3 separate regions of the Homo sapiens genome follow, and all the other regions are linked to region 1. A link is a contact called in ENCODE Hi-C or POLR2A ChIA-PET data. All regions are on one chromosome and are shown on one strand. Each heading gives the region's core, a stretch centred on a gene start or an enhancer-like site at or near the end of the contact. The rest is flanking DNA. Distances are from core to core; before and after follow the strand shown. Region 1 overlaps PRKG1 (protein kinase cGMP-dependent 1). Region 2 overlaps PRKG1 (protein kinase cGMP-dependent 1). Region 3 overlaps PRKG1 (protein kinase cGMP-dependent 1).

Region 1 (4,261 bases), core at 642-3,141:
ACTGGAAGATATAACATACCTTTCCCAAGGTACATGTTCTTCTGAAAACTGGGAAGATTTGGTCACAGGGTATCAATAAGGGGCTGAATAGCAGTGAACAAGAGCTCTCCAATTCGCCACAGTCCCCAATTCTCCTATTCATGCCTGAGTCTGAGGCCAAGGTTCTGCCAGTTGACATTTATCATCATGTTTCTTTCTACTACTGTTTCATTGTTGGAAATATTTTCCTGTACCAACATCTGTCAGAAAAGTTGAAAAATGATAGATAAATCACCTCATTGTTTTTTTTTTTTCTTTTTTTTCTGTTGCTGTTTAATGCCAGGGGTTAGAAACATTCTGCAAAGGGCTGGAAAGTAAACATTTTGGGCTTACCTGGCCATACTGTCAGTGTCTATACTAAACTCTGCTATTGCAGTGCAGCATGGAAGTAGTCACAGACAATATGTGAAAAAAAATAGGCCTGTGTTCCAATAAAACTTCATTTACAAAAACAGGAGGTGGGCTGGATTTGGGCCAGAGTTTGTGGAGTGCTATCTCTCTATCTATGCTGTCTGGATCCTGTGGGCATGTGGGTTTGCAACCTCTGCTCCCATTTCTTTTCAGCTTCAGTTTCTATCAAAACAACTTTTTATTAGTTCCTTTTCCACCTCACTTTGGACTCGTTTATAAATGTTGATATTTGTTTCAAAATGGCTGTTATAAGATAATGTCAAATTTGTCTATTAACTTTCTGGGTCAGAGAAAGTCAGTCCATCTTGCGGAGCAGCAAGTGCAAATCTCAAGGACAGTGGAATGGTAGGTGCATAGCTATGAATTTGCTGCTCCCTTCCTCAAAACCTTTGAGGCTTCTCTATAGCCTAATAATACAATGGAGTCTGATACCAATGTACTGTCTCAGCCATATTTGTCCTCCCTTGCCCCACCTATGAATTATTTGCTCAAGCCATTCTGGATTGTTTGCTATTATCTAAGTATAACTCCTAGCTTTTGCTCTTCATTTCTTTGATCAAGCTTCCTACTCTCTAGTACAGAAGGAGGTTGGTTTAAGGGGAATCCAGTTCCACCCATATTATGAAGCCTTACTAAAATGATATGCTTCCCATGAAGCCTTCTCAAATTCCAACAGTTACAGTTAAGGTCTTCAGTCTCAGTGTTCTCTTAGCACAATGAGAACACTTTTTACTAGGTTGTATCATATGAGGTTGTTACACTTTTAGGTCAAATATTGGCAACCTAATATATATATTCTGCTTAAGATTATATCAATAAATTATATACATGTCTGTTCCACTCCTCAAAGGCAGAGACTGCATCTCATTCATCTTGCTACATGCCTGGTGTCTAACACAACACCTTGCTCAAAGAAGAGAAGTATTGAATTGACACACTGAATTTACAACATCTTCAGTATTAACAGAGTAAGGAAGATAGTGTGCACATCTCTAAATTACTTTTAACTACTGCAAGGAAGGCCTTAATTCCTGACCTAGATTACTTAAATTTATAAAAATAGTGCCAGGGTTTGGGGGAAAGGGGGCAGAGTTGTAGTTGAAAGATGCATTGGCACTTTGCTGGCTGCTGACATTCTGCTAATTTCACTAGATAACAGGGACCCAGATGTTGTTATATGATTAAGTCAGTTTCAACTAGAAATATTGTGAAAATCTTGTGGCCAGAGGAAGCCTCTCATATTCAGAGTAAAAAAAATCTAATTTAGTAAAATGTGTGATGTCTTATGGGCTGTCTTATATCCTTAAGTTCTTTTCAATAGGAGAGCAAAAGAGAAATCTGTTGGCAGTACAGTGCTTGCCACATTCCTGTTGCTAAGCAAAGGGAAGCTAGGGAGAAGAGGAAAAGCGAAGGTCTGTGAATCAGGGGCAGTAAAATTCTAATCAACTCTTGGTGTTATGCTTGGCTGACTTTCTAGAGAAGGAAAGGCAGCAGTCTGCATTGGTATATCCAAAGGCTCAGGAATGTAGTCCCAGTATTCACAAAGGAAAACGCTTCCACTGTGAAGTTTGCAGTTAAAAAGATACAATCTCGGTTGTAGAAAAAAAAAAAATGATAAGGTAACCTCAAGCAGCTGAGGAGCTCACAGACATTTTTTTCCAGTAAGTGACTATAAAACAGCTATAAAACGGAAAAATTATGACAAGGTATCAATCTCTTTTAAAAGGATAGTAGGATAATTTTTTATGTTAAGAAGGTTTTCATTACAAACATGCTAAAATGTAGTCTTTTTTTCCAGTAATTTGAAAATACATAAGTTTAAAAGTTAGGAAAGAAAACAAAAACCTTACTGTGTTTCATCCCTCTAGGGATCCCTTAAGGCATTTAGAGGTAAAGAGCAATTAAAACGGGGCCTTTGGATTCTTTGCAATAGAGACTCCACAGCAGGGGGAATTGGGAGGAGGAGGCAGAGTGTGTGTGTGTGAGAAAGAACCACTGAATGTTCTATAAATAAATATGATCTACTCTACATATCCCCCTAGACATGAGGGTGACCTCAGAAATGATATTGAGATTTCAGGCTACCTGCAACAAATCATTATCTTGGATTCACCTTGACAATATAAATGGTAAAAAAAAAAAAAAAAAGGAAGAAAGGGAATATTCCTACACTCAATTCAAATGCTTAGTTTCCTTAATTTCAATTTGCCACATAAATAAATGAAAATCTAATCAAATAACTAATAAGTTTTAAATAGTCCCATAGGTATTACATTTTATGTAAAGTATCTATGATATATTTTTAAAATATTTATGTTGTTCCTTCTTGGGAAATTTTATTGATTGTGTGTTTATATGTGCTCAAATAAGAAAAAGGTTATTTGAACATTGGGCCAAGAAAGATTCTATTGCTTGCAAAAGAAACAAAACATGACAACATCAACACAATAGAACAAAATTCAAAACTCGTTTGTTACATTTGTTAGGGATAATTACTGCACACTCTGAGCATCATTGGTCTAAGAATAATTTATTTACCAAAGCAGTAAGAAGAGTCTTTAGAAATTAACCAGGAAAATGGCAGAAGGCAATATAAGAAGTCAAGTAATACTCTCCTGCAAATGTAATTGTTCCGTTTCCAGCCCTGCTTCTCTAGGAGTATATCTACTGATATCTACCAATTAATTAGCATTTCCAGGTGCATTTAAGTCTTGGCATCAGGCCCATAGTCCTTGTTCACAGGTATATGAAAAGAGACCTTGCCAAATGCTCACCAGCACTATGGGGAATGAAACTGCCCATGCCATGATGGATTACATCAGGAAAGATCTATCTAATGAAGGTCTTCAGAAGCAACAAATCAACACAGAAAAATGGCTGATGTCCAGAAAAGGGAAAACAATTTCTTTAGGTCTCTGTACAGACGATGAGTCCAGGGAGGAGGAAGAACATGGGGAACTAGGTAGGCACCTGCACATACACCACAGCAGGGAAAAACATAAGGTCCGCCAGAGCAATGCCAGGAAATGGTGATCCTACACCCTGACCAGGGCAAGAGCCTTCTGCTGACTGCTCTGGCTTCACAGCTATTCCAGGGACTGAGCTTTTCCCATTAGGCCAGTGGTGGTGAACAGACCTGAGACTCTGCACTACTCTTTATCAGTTCCTTTAAAACATGTCCACATGTAAATAGTCCTTTTAATAAACTCTCCTCAAATTTCCCTGCTTAAGTCAGCTGTCTGTGTCCTGTGGGCTCTCTCACTGATACATCATCCAAGTCAGGAAAGAAAGGATGAACACAGTCACACTAAGGCTAAGGGGCTTACAATCCCCCACCAAAAAGCCTTCCTTCTAACTGATATCTACTAATTAAGGGGCATTTCCAAGTCCATCTCAATGTATTAGCACCATATCAATTCTTATTATTCACAAGCATGCCATTGAAGACCTAGTGAAACATTCACAGAAATCCAGTATGTCTACACCGGGTCTCCAGCCTCCCTCCAAATCTAATTCACTTTTTTCCAAGAGAGAAATTAAATCACTTTGGTATAATCTGTCTTAGTAAACTCAAGATGATTCTCAGTGATCACCTGCAACCTGTCTTAGTGTTCACTATATTTTCACTAATTGATTCCAGATTTTTGCTCATGATTGGCATCATCCCACCAAGCTAATTAATCTAAAAATTGGGGGATTGAGCTTCTTTTCAAAAATTATATCAACCTCTGGTCAATTACAATCTTCCTGCTCCTCTCCCATTCTTTGTAACTCTATAAAGTAACAAAGATCAACATAGCAATTGCATTTA
Region 2 (4,184 bases), core at 1,354-3,853, 160 kb before region 1:
GCAGTGGGCTCATGCTCATGGAATTCACTGGTCTTACCATGTTCCCCATCATCCTGAAGGAGCTGGATTGATAGAATGGTGGAATGGCCTTTGGTAGTCACAATTACAATACCAACTAGGTAACAATACTTTGCAGGGCTGGGACAAAGTTCTCCAGAAGGCCTTGTATACTCTGAATCAGCATCCAATATATGGTACTGTTTCTCCCATAGCCGGGATTCACAGGTCCAGGAATCAAGGGGTGGAAGTGGAAGTGGCACCACTTACCATCACCCCTAGTGAACCACTAGCAAAATTTTTGCTTCCTGTTCCCATGAAATGACATTATGCTGGCCTAGAGGTCTTAGTTCTTTCTAGAGGGAAGAAAGCTGCCACCAGGAGACATAATGATTCCATTGAACTGAAAGTTAAGATTGCCGCCAGGCTCCTCCTACCTTTAAGTCACCAGGCTAAGAAGGGAGTTACAATGTTGGCTGGGGTGACTGACCCAGACTATCAAGATGAAATCAGTCTACTACTCCACAATGGAGGTAAGGAAGAGTATGCATGGAATACAAGAGATCCATTAGGGTGTCTCTTAGTGTTACCATGCCCTGTGATTAAGGTCAATGGGAAACTACAACAGTTCAATCCAGGCAGGACTGCAAATGACCCAGACCCTTCAGGAATGAAGGTTTAGGTCACTCAACCAGGAAAAATAAAAACACAACCTGTTGAGGTGCTTGCTGAAGGCAAAGGCAATACAGAATGGGTAGTAGAAGAAGGTAACCCTCAATACCATCCACAACCACGTGATGAGTTGCAGAAATAAGGACTGTAATTGTCATGAGTATTTCCTCCTTTTGTTAAAAACATGTCGGTGCATGTATATAATTGTACCAAGAAAATATCTTCATTTTATTTCTTTTCTCCTTTATGTGACATAATATTTATTGACTTCATATCATCATTTAAGTATTGTTAACTTTATGTAATAGCATTTGGGTTGGGGATTGGTGTGTTTCCAGTTGTACAAAAGATAGTTGTTTTATGATAAGTGTAATTATGACATTATTGTCTCTATTTGAAGATTATGCATGATCTCAGGGGATGTGCATGGGTTCAAATTGACAAGGGGTGGACTTGTGATGGTTAATACTGAGTGACAACTTGATTGGATTGAAGGATGCAAAGTATTGATCCTGGGTATGTTTGTGAGGGTGTTGCCAAAGGAGATTAACCTTTGAGTCAATGGGCTGGGCAAGGGAGGCCCACACTTAATCCCGGTGGGCATCATTTAATCAGCTGCCAGCGAATATAAAGCAGGCAGAAAAACATGAAAAGACTAGACTGGCCTAGCCTCCCAGCCTACATGTTTCTCCCACGCTGGATGCTTCCTGCCCTCAAACGTCGAACTCCAAGTTTTTCAGTTTTGGAACTCGGACTGGTCCTCCTTGCTCGTCAGCTTGCAGACGGCTGATTGTGGGACCTTCTGATCGTGTGAGTTAATACTTAATAAACTCCCCTTTATACATATACATATTTCCTATTAGTTCTTTCCCTCTAGAGAACTCTGACTAATACAGGGTTACATGAAATAACCCATCTGAACATATCCAGTGCATTTATTTCTTGGCACATTTTATTCAATAAGTATAAGCAGAGAATTCACCTATTGTTGCACATGCTGAAATGAACTACAGCCATAGAAATATATAAAAACAGAAGGGTCTCATAAAAAAAAAAAAAAAAACAAACATAATGCTTATTTTCTTGCCAAGAAGCCTAGTAGTTAACATAATAGTTTCCTTTCAAAGCATCTTCTTTTTCCATATAGAGAATCTGGGTCTTCAAGACAATCAAACTGGTTTTTCCTAAGTGGATTCCATTTGCAGCAGGCCCCCAGTGAAAACTATCTATCTCCAGTGGGCCAAGATTAATCAGTTCTACTCTGGCTTCATCTCGCCTGGGTTTCATCTGCTAGTAAAATGATAGTACAGCAATGAGGAAGACGGTATGCCATGAAGAAAAAAAGAGTTTGAAATCTTAGCGGATCTACTCATTTCCTCTGCACCTGAGCCAGGCTTTACTTCCCAAAGAAAGAGGGGAGGAATGATGTATAAGCTCTTGAATGAGCAGGGAGAGGAACAGCTGTCGACAACAAATTGATTTCATTGGTTGAGTTCTGCAGCAGCAGGCAGTGGGGCTGGAGTGGCTGCGGGCTGCTGTGCTTATCCACCAGGGTAGTTAACATCATTAAGACAATTCCAGAGGGCCTAACTGGAGAAGTAGAGACAGAGGATCGCTGCAGAGAGAGGAAGGCAGAGAGGTAGAATCCTGATCAACAGGGCACTCCACGGGCCTTAAACAGAGAAAGGAACAAACAGCATGGTAAATTGCAAAACACTGCTTGCTACCCTGTCTTCATGACAGCTCTGTTGCCAGATGAGAGAACTATTTAGTCTTTTCAGGTCCCATTGTGTAGCTTTCTTTCCAGTACACTGAGTTCTCTGTGGAACTTGCCGTATCTCCCTACGGCTTATGCAGATGCTTTATGAGATGAACCCCACGTGGTTTCCACATCCATTCTCTGTGTGCAGGAACAGGGAAGTCTCCACATATTTCGGATACCTTTTATGGGAGCAAGGTTGCCTCATGCCAAAACACAGGACCAGAAAAGCAGGATGAGACACAAGCACAGGAAACTGCTGTCTACAAGAGCCAAATATTTGGATCCTAGTAAAAGTTTGCCAAAGGCTTCATTTCCTGCATATATGTGCCAGACGTAAATGTCTAAGGGTCAAATTTCCGATATGGTTTTAATCCAGTTCTGAAGAGTACATGGTTTACTTATTTGAAATCGCCTGTACGTATAAAAGAAGAAACTACATTCACGGTGTGGAGATCCTTCTATTGATGAATTTTAGCAGTGGCTATCTCTTTTATTTGACTAGTGGTATTTGTCTGGCATTGTTTGAAAATGCAGATGTGAAGACTTCTTTCAAACAGAAGTAACTCCTCTAAGGGTTAAAGGAAGAAAAGGCCTCATGTAATTCCACTGTCACCTTCTCTAGGATCTAAAGTACAGCCAGTCCCCAGTTTAGGATGGCTTGACTTGACTTTATTTTATGATTGGTTTATCAGGATGTAATCCCATCATAAGTCAAGGAGCATCTGTACAGTAAATTGTCAGAAATGTGCCACCACTATTTAGAATGATGGATGAGTGGCACAAAAATAAACATTATCCAACTGCCCTCCACTTAATGAAGGCAAATTTATAGAATATTATAATTTCCCAAAACATATATAAGACTCATTACCATCTTTTTCACCTTTTAGGAAGGCTTCATAATCAAAATCAAAATGTTTACTCATACTGCAGAAGTGAGAACTTTGTGATTTTTTTTCCTTAATCACGTCTTAAAAAGAAACAAGAAGAGTAAGAAAGTCCTGTGTTCACCATTTTCTCCAACATTAAGGATGGCCCCTTGCTCACCATTTATTTCCTAAAGCACTGCTTAAGTTGCATAGATGTAGAGGTGAGAGAATGAAAGGGCAGGAGAGATTTCTGCTCTCCATGGCCAAAAATGTGCATTTGACATTAATAAGTCCCTCATCCTCCATGATTCTTATGCGTGTTTTGATGTTGAAAGGAGAGCCTCTACAACATTCCAAGTACATTTAATTGGCATGATCTTATTAGCAGACAGAATTCACTCAGGGAAATTACTTGGCCAAGCTCTCAGGACACATAGGTGTTGAAAACAAGGATTTCCACCCAAGCAAGTATGTTTGATTCCAAAGCAAAATATCATGCTATTACCATATTGACTTTTGCATTCACAGATCAACCTTTGTCCATCATATTACACTTAGGTAGTTGATATTTCCACTTCAGGCCCAAATTAGATTTGACAAATTGGCTCAGTCCAGCTGGGTTTGTTTTCTGACACTGGCAGTAAAAACATTTTGGCCTCTGTAACATATAACCTGTGGATTCATGTCCCAGTTATTGTTTCATCATAATCTATTATCAATCTACAAAGTTTATGAATATGCATGTAGAAACCATGACACAAAGTATTCGCATTTGTTGAAATACTAAGTTAAGGAAGATTTTCATATCCTGGGACTTGTTAAGCATGTGATAACTTTCTTTAGACACAATGACGCTAACTATCTGAAATACTCTTGATGCAGAT
Region 3 (4,330 bases), core at 888-3,387, 180 kb before region 1:
TTCATGGAAGATGACAAGAAGTACCTATATAGGAATATGTTGTAAACATGATCACATGGATATAATCAACGCTACCCTCCAAAGCAGTCTTGCAAGAAGACAGTTAATTTTAGGCAACAGTTCAAATCATTTTAACACAGGTACCTATTAAGATTATAACGCCATAGTTGCCTTTCCTTTTTTAAAAAAAATCTAAAAAGTTCTTGAAAGAATTTTTCTTTCAAATTACTGCTTTAGAAAATATTGGAAAGGTATCATATTTGAAAGATCTGTAATTCATAAGATAAAATTTATGAAATATATGTGGAAAAAATATAACATTAATATAGATATCCATGTATATATAAATAAAATGAATGATACTCTAGAATGGTCCAAAGAGAACTGGACTCAACTCTGGTTTAAAGATAGCTATGTGACCCCTGGATAACAGTTTGCTTTCTGGGCTTCAGATTCTTTTATGTTAAAATTAAGAGGGAGCAGAGTATGTTTTATCTTAGGTATTTTCCAACAATAAAATGCCAGAGTCTCAAATATCTGCAATTTGATATTTCAATTTAGGTACCATAATAGTCCAAAAGGCACAGAAGAGTCTTTGTATTATTTTTGGAAAGCATGGTCTCAGGACAATTGCAGCATAGGAATATTAAACATGACACAGCTCCAAATGTAGCAAACATAATATGGTAGTATAATTTAATATGATGATCATAGTTCAATTTATGCCCTATTTTTACCCTAAGTAAAACTACTATTCATTTATTTCTAAAATCTGCTTTTGGCCAACATATTTTAAATAAAAAATAATCACAGAAGATGAAATATTCCAGTGACCTCTGCGAACTATGTCCTAAAAATATTCATCTTAGCCTTCCAGATAAACCCTCAGGAGGTTGGAATAATAATGCTATAGCCATCATAATATAGATATTGCTTTGTTTATATTATTAATTGGCAATTGTTATTCATATTGAGGAATACCAATATATTGAGATCATTACAAGGAACAAATTTTCTCAAAAATTGAAAAATAAATTCAATCCCTTTGAAATACTTAAGTAGATGAGAACCACTGAGAGTCTTTATGGTGAACAGAAGGTTTTGTAGGAAGAAATCTGGAGAAAAAAAATCATCAGAATGAACCAGAAATAGGGAAAAGGAGACAGGATAGATGCCTATTTTTGGAAAAAGGAGGAACAAGGAAGACAAAGAGATATGAAGAAAGCAAATATCTCTTCTTCAACATTATTAGAAAGATGGTAGGTTGTTGTTTTAAATACGCAATTGCAAGTGCAAGAATGGAATTTATATTCTCAATGTGAAATTTCGAAGTCATTATTAAGAGAAAGAGATTGCGTAACTACTGCAGGTCAGGCTAGGAAGTCAGACATATCGAGTATGCTGATCAACCTGGTGTCATTTTGGAAAATCTCTTCTTCATGTGGAAAGAAGCAAGATGTCACACACTTGATTTGAATAGAGAAATATAACTCTGCTTGAACAGGGTGTGAATGGTTATTCTTTCTTCTTTCAGATCCTTGGGTTATTCACTCTTCAAACCACTATTATTTGGCTTCTATAAGTAAGGAACCGGTACATTGGTGTTTTTAGGGTTAGCTTCTATAATCCATTTTCAGAAAAAAAAAAAAAACCTATTTCAATGGAGATCAAGTGCTGTATACTTTGTAAAAACATCTTCACTCTTCAATCGCCCTCCCTCAAACCAGAAGCAGTGTCTGAATAATTCCTTTAAGTAAATTATAACCTAGCCCAGTTTTGATCAGATAAAGGCAATCATGACATTGTGGTACCTCCACTAGATGGCAGCAGCAGGCATGAGTGTGGCCCGTGAAGTGCTGGGTCACCAGGGATTTAAAAAACAAAAAAGAAACTTAAAAAGGAAAGGCAGGAGAATTTCAGCAGCAGAATCTTAGACAGAGGCCTGGAAACATACAAGATTCAAGATGAAAAAGGACAGAAACAAAGGACTAGAAACAGAAAACAATCACTAGAACTTGTGCTGTTAGGGCTGCTGAAGTTGGAGCTGACAAAGTATGTGAAGAGTCCCCCAAGTCTGGCCAAATTCACTCTGCCCTGTGTGGAGGAGCTGCCTGGAGTTGGGACATGCTTAGCAGGACTTCTCTGAGATGTTGCAAAGCAGAGGGGATGGGGCCGGCAACTGGCCCATGAAAACACGTGAATAATCAATGCAGGCACAGCTTTTCTCCCCTCTGTACTACCCATCATGCTAAACGTCTAGGACTCACCTAGCTGTGGCATCCTATGGAGTCCCCTTTCTTACAGAAACCTCACAGTGCCATCCTTTCCTAACTACAGAGTTTGGATCTCTTAACCAAACCAGAACACTTTGGAGTGAAACTATTGTGGTTAATAATCATGCCTGAACATCAAGCACAACTCAGGTTGTTTGGGCAAATAGAGATGTGTGGAGATCCAGTTCCTCACTTTCCTTCATGACAACTTTTAAAGCTCTCAGAGCCCTGGTAAGTAGATGAACTGAACTTGCCTTTTCATTATCTCTTCTCCACTCAAGGGTGCCTGGCACAGAGTAAGCAAACACTCTATAAATAGAGCTTGTGAAGTGAATGAGTAATGGTGGCTGATGCTGTCTTCGCATCTTCAAAAGACATTTGGTCCAATCTCCAAATTGTATGATTTTACAAATGTGGAAAACTAAGATTCAGAGAGGTTAAGTGACTTGTTCAGTATCAATATAGCAGTAAGTAGCAGAAACAGGCTAGCTCCTGACTCCTACACAAGTATTTTTCCATATCAGTGTTTCAATAGGGATCTTAGAATGAGTGGGCAACATAACTCAAACTAACAATTCAGTATCTTTGCCCTGTGTGAGTCAAGAACTTAAAGGAAGAATACATTACAAATCATTCATCCAAGAGGAGACATTATGACATGATGCTCTGGAGAGGGCACCAAAGCAAGTGTGCAGGAGACAGACATGGAGGATAGATAACAAAAAGGCGAGTTCAGTTCATCTACTTACCAGGGCTCTGAGAGCCTGAAAAGTTGCCATGAAGAAAAACGAGGAACTGGGGAAAGTGTCTCTCCAGGCAGGGTTGACCTGGAGAGATTATGACCTATCTAAAAGGTATCGGGGCCAGGCACAGTGCCTCACTCTTGTAATCCCAGCACTCTAGGAGGCCAAGGCAGGAGGATCACTTGAGGCCAGGTGTTTGAGACCAGCCTGGCCAACATAGCAAGATAACATCTCTACAAAAAACAATTTTTAAAAAATTAGCTAGGCATGGTGACATGTGCCTCATAGTATTAAATACTTGGGAGGCTGAGGTGGGAAAATTGCTTGAGGCCAGGAGTTCAAAGCTGCCAGGAGCTATAATCATGCCACTGCCCTCCAACCTGGGTGACAGAACAAGACCCTGTTTCTAAAACAAACAAACAAACAAACAAACAAGAAATAAAAGGCACAGAGTGCCATAGCTGCAGCACATGGCAGCCAGGTGGAAATACTGTTTCTTCAACAAAGACTTGTGATATAGTTTGGATATTTGCCCCTGCCCAAATCTCATGTTGAATTGTAATCCCCAATGCTGGAGGTGGGGCCTGGTGGGAGGTGTCTGGATCATGGGGGAAGATCCCTCAAGGCTTGATGCTGTCTATGTGATAGTGAGTTCTTACCAGATCTGGTCATTTAAAAGTGTGTGACACCTCCCCACTCCCTCTCTTACTCCTACTTTTACCATGTGAAGTGCCCGCTCCTGCTTCAGCTTCTACCATGATTGGAAGCTTCCTGAGGCCTCAGCAGAAGCAAATGCTTGCACTATGCTTCCTGCACAGCCTGCAGAACTGTGAGCCAATTAAACCTCTGTTTTAACAAATTACCCAGTCTCAGGTATTTCTTTAGAGCAAGGCAAGAACGGCCTAATACAACCTGAAGGTACAGATTTTATGTGAGATCTTCCCATGTTTTTAGTGTAAGAAAAGTTGTGAAACCTTTGTCAGCCAAATCAATGTATCTGTGGTTCACCTTTGACCTATAGCTACTGTGGTTCTCAGCCCCTAGATGATACCTCTGGATTTGCTGTTTTCACTGGTTTAGGGACGTGGGCTGGGCAGCAAGAATTTTCAAAGCACCCCAGGTGATCTGTGGTGCAACCATGATTAAGCCTTACAATTTAAGATACAGTCATCCTGGGCATCAACTGGGAGTTTGCTAGAAATAAGAAATCTGGAGTCCCAACAAATTCTGTTGAATCTACATGATTCTACTGAACCAAAAATCTTCATTTTAAGCAGATTCCCAGCTGATTGATTTAAGAAATCCTGCTCAAGA

What was found. Hi-C counts contacts between places; a loop is a spot of excess contacts on that map. ChIA-PET counts read pairs that join two places held with the same protein, here RNA polymerase II (POLR2A). Pooled maps may share reads with other maps.
Region 2: a loop to region 1 is called in a pooled map, with 1.8 times the contacts of the local background. The contact joins two enhancer-like sites. A Hi-C loop is called at or near these places in 2 of 168 maps with a recorded cell type or tissue (PC-3 and heart left ventricle) and 4 of 50 pooled maps. POLR2A ChIA-PET finds 5 or more read pairs at or near these places in 2 of 52 experiments (BJ and H1).
Region 3: a loop to region 1 is called in a pooled map, with 2.3 times the contacts of the local background. The contact joins two enhancer-like sites. A Hi-C loop is called at or near these places in 2 of 168 maps with a recorded cell type or tissue (Right ventricle myocardium inferior and heart right ventricle) and 4 of 50 pooled maps. POLR2A ChIA-PET finds 5 or more read pairs at or near these places in 1 of 52 experiments (BJ).

Annotation. Positions count from the first base shown.
Region 1 is chr10:51,242,646-51,246,906 of GRCh38, reverse strand. All of the region lies in intron 2 of PRKG1 (protein kinase cGMP-dependent 1), which reads right to left. Among named protein-coding and RNA genes, the nearest start is that of MIR605, 55 kb to the left of the region's middle. Within about 2 kb of position 1,891, at least 2 of the 41 ENCODE cell types and tissues checked have a DNase peak (open chromatin) inside an H3K27ac peak, as active enhancers do.
Region 2 is chr10:51,404,170-51,408,353 of GRCh38, reverse strand. The region is part of intron 2 of PRKG1 (protein kinase cGMP-dependent 1); the gene reads right to left. Among named protein-coding and RNA genes, the nearest start is that of MIR605, 110 kb to the right of the region's middle. Within about 2 kb of position 2,603, at least 5 of the 41 ENCODE cell types and tissues checked have a DNase peak (open chromatin) inside an H3K27ac peak, as active enhancers do.
Region 3 is chr10:51,420,283-51,424,612 of GRCh38, reverse strand. The region is part of intron 2 of PRKG1 (protein kinase cGMP-dependent 1); the gene reads right to left. Among named protein-coding and RNA genes, the nearest start is that of MIR605, 120 kb to the right of the region's middle. Within about 2 kb of position 2,137, at least 9 of the 41 ENCODE cell types and tissues checked have a DNase peak (open chromatin) inside an H3K27ac peak, as active enhancers do.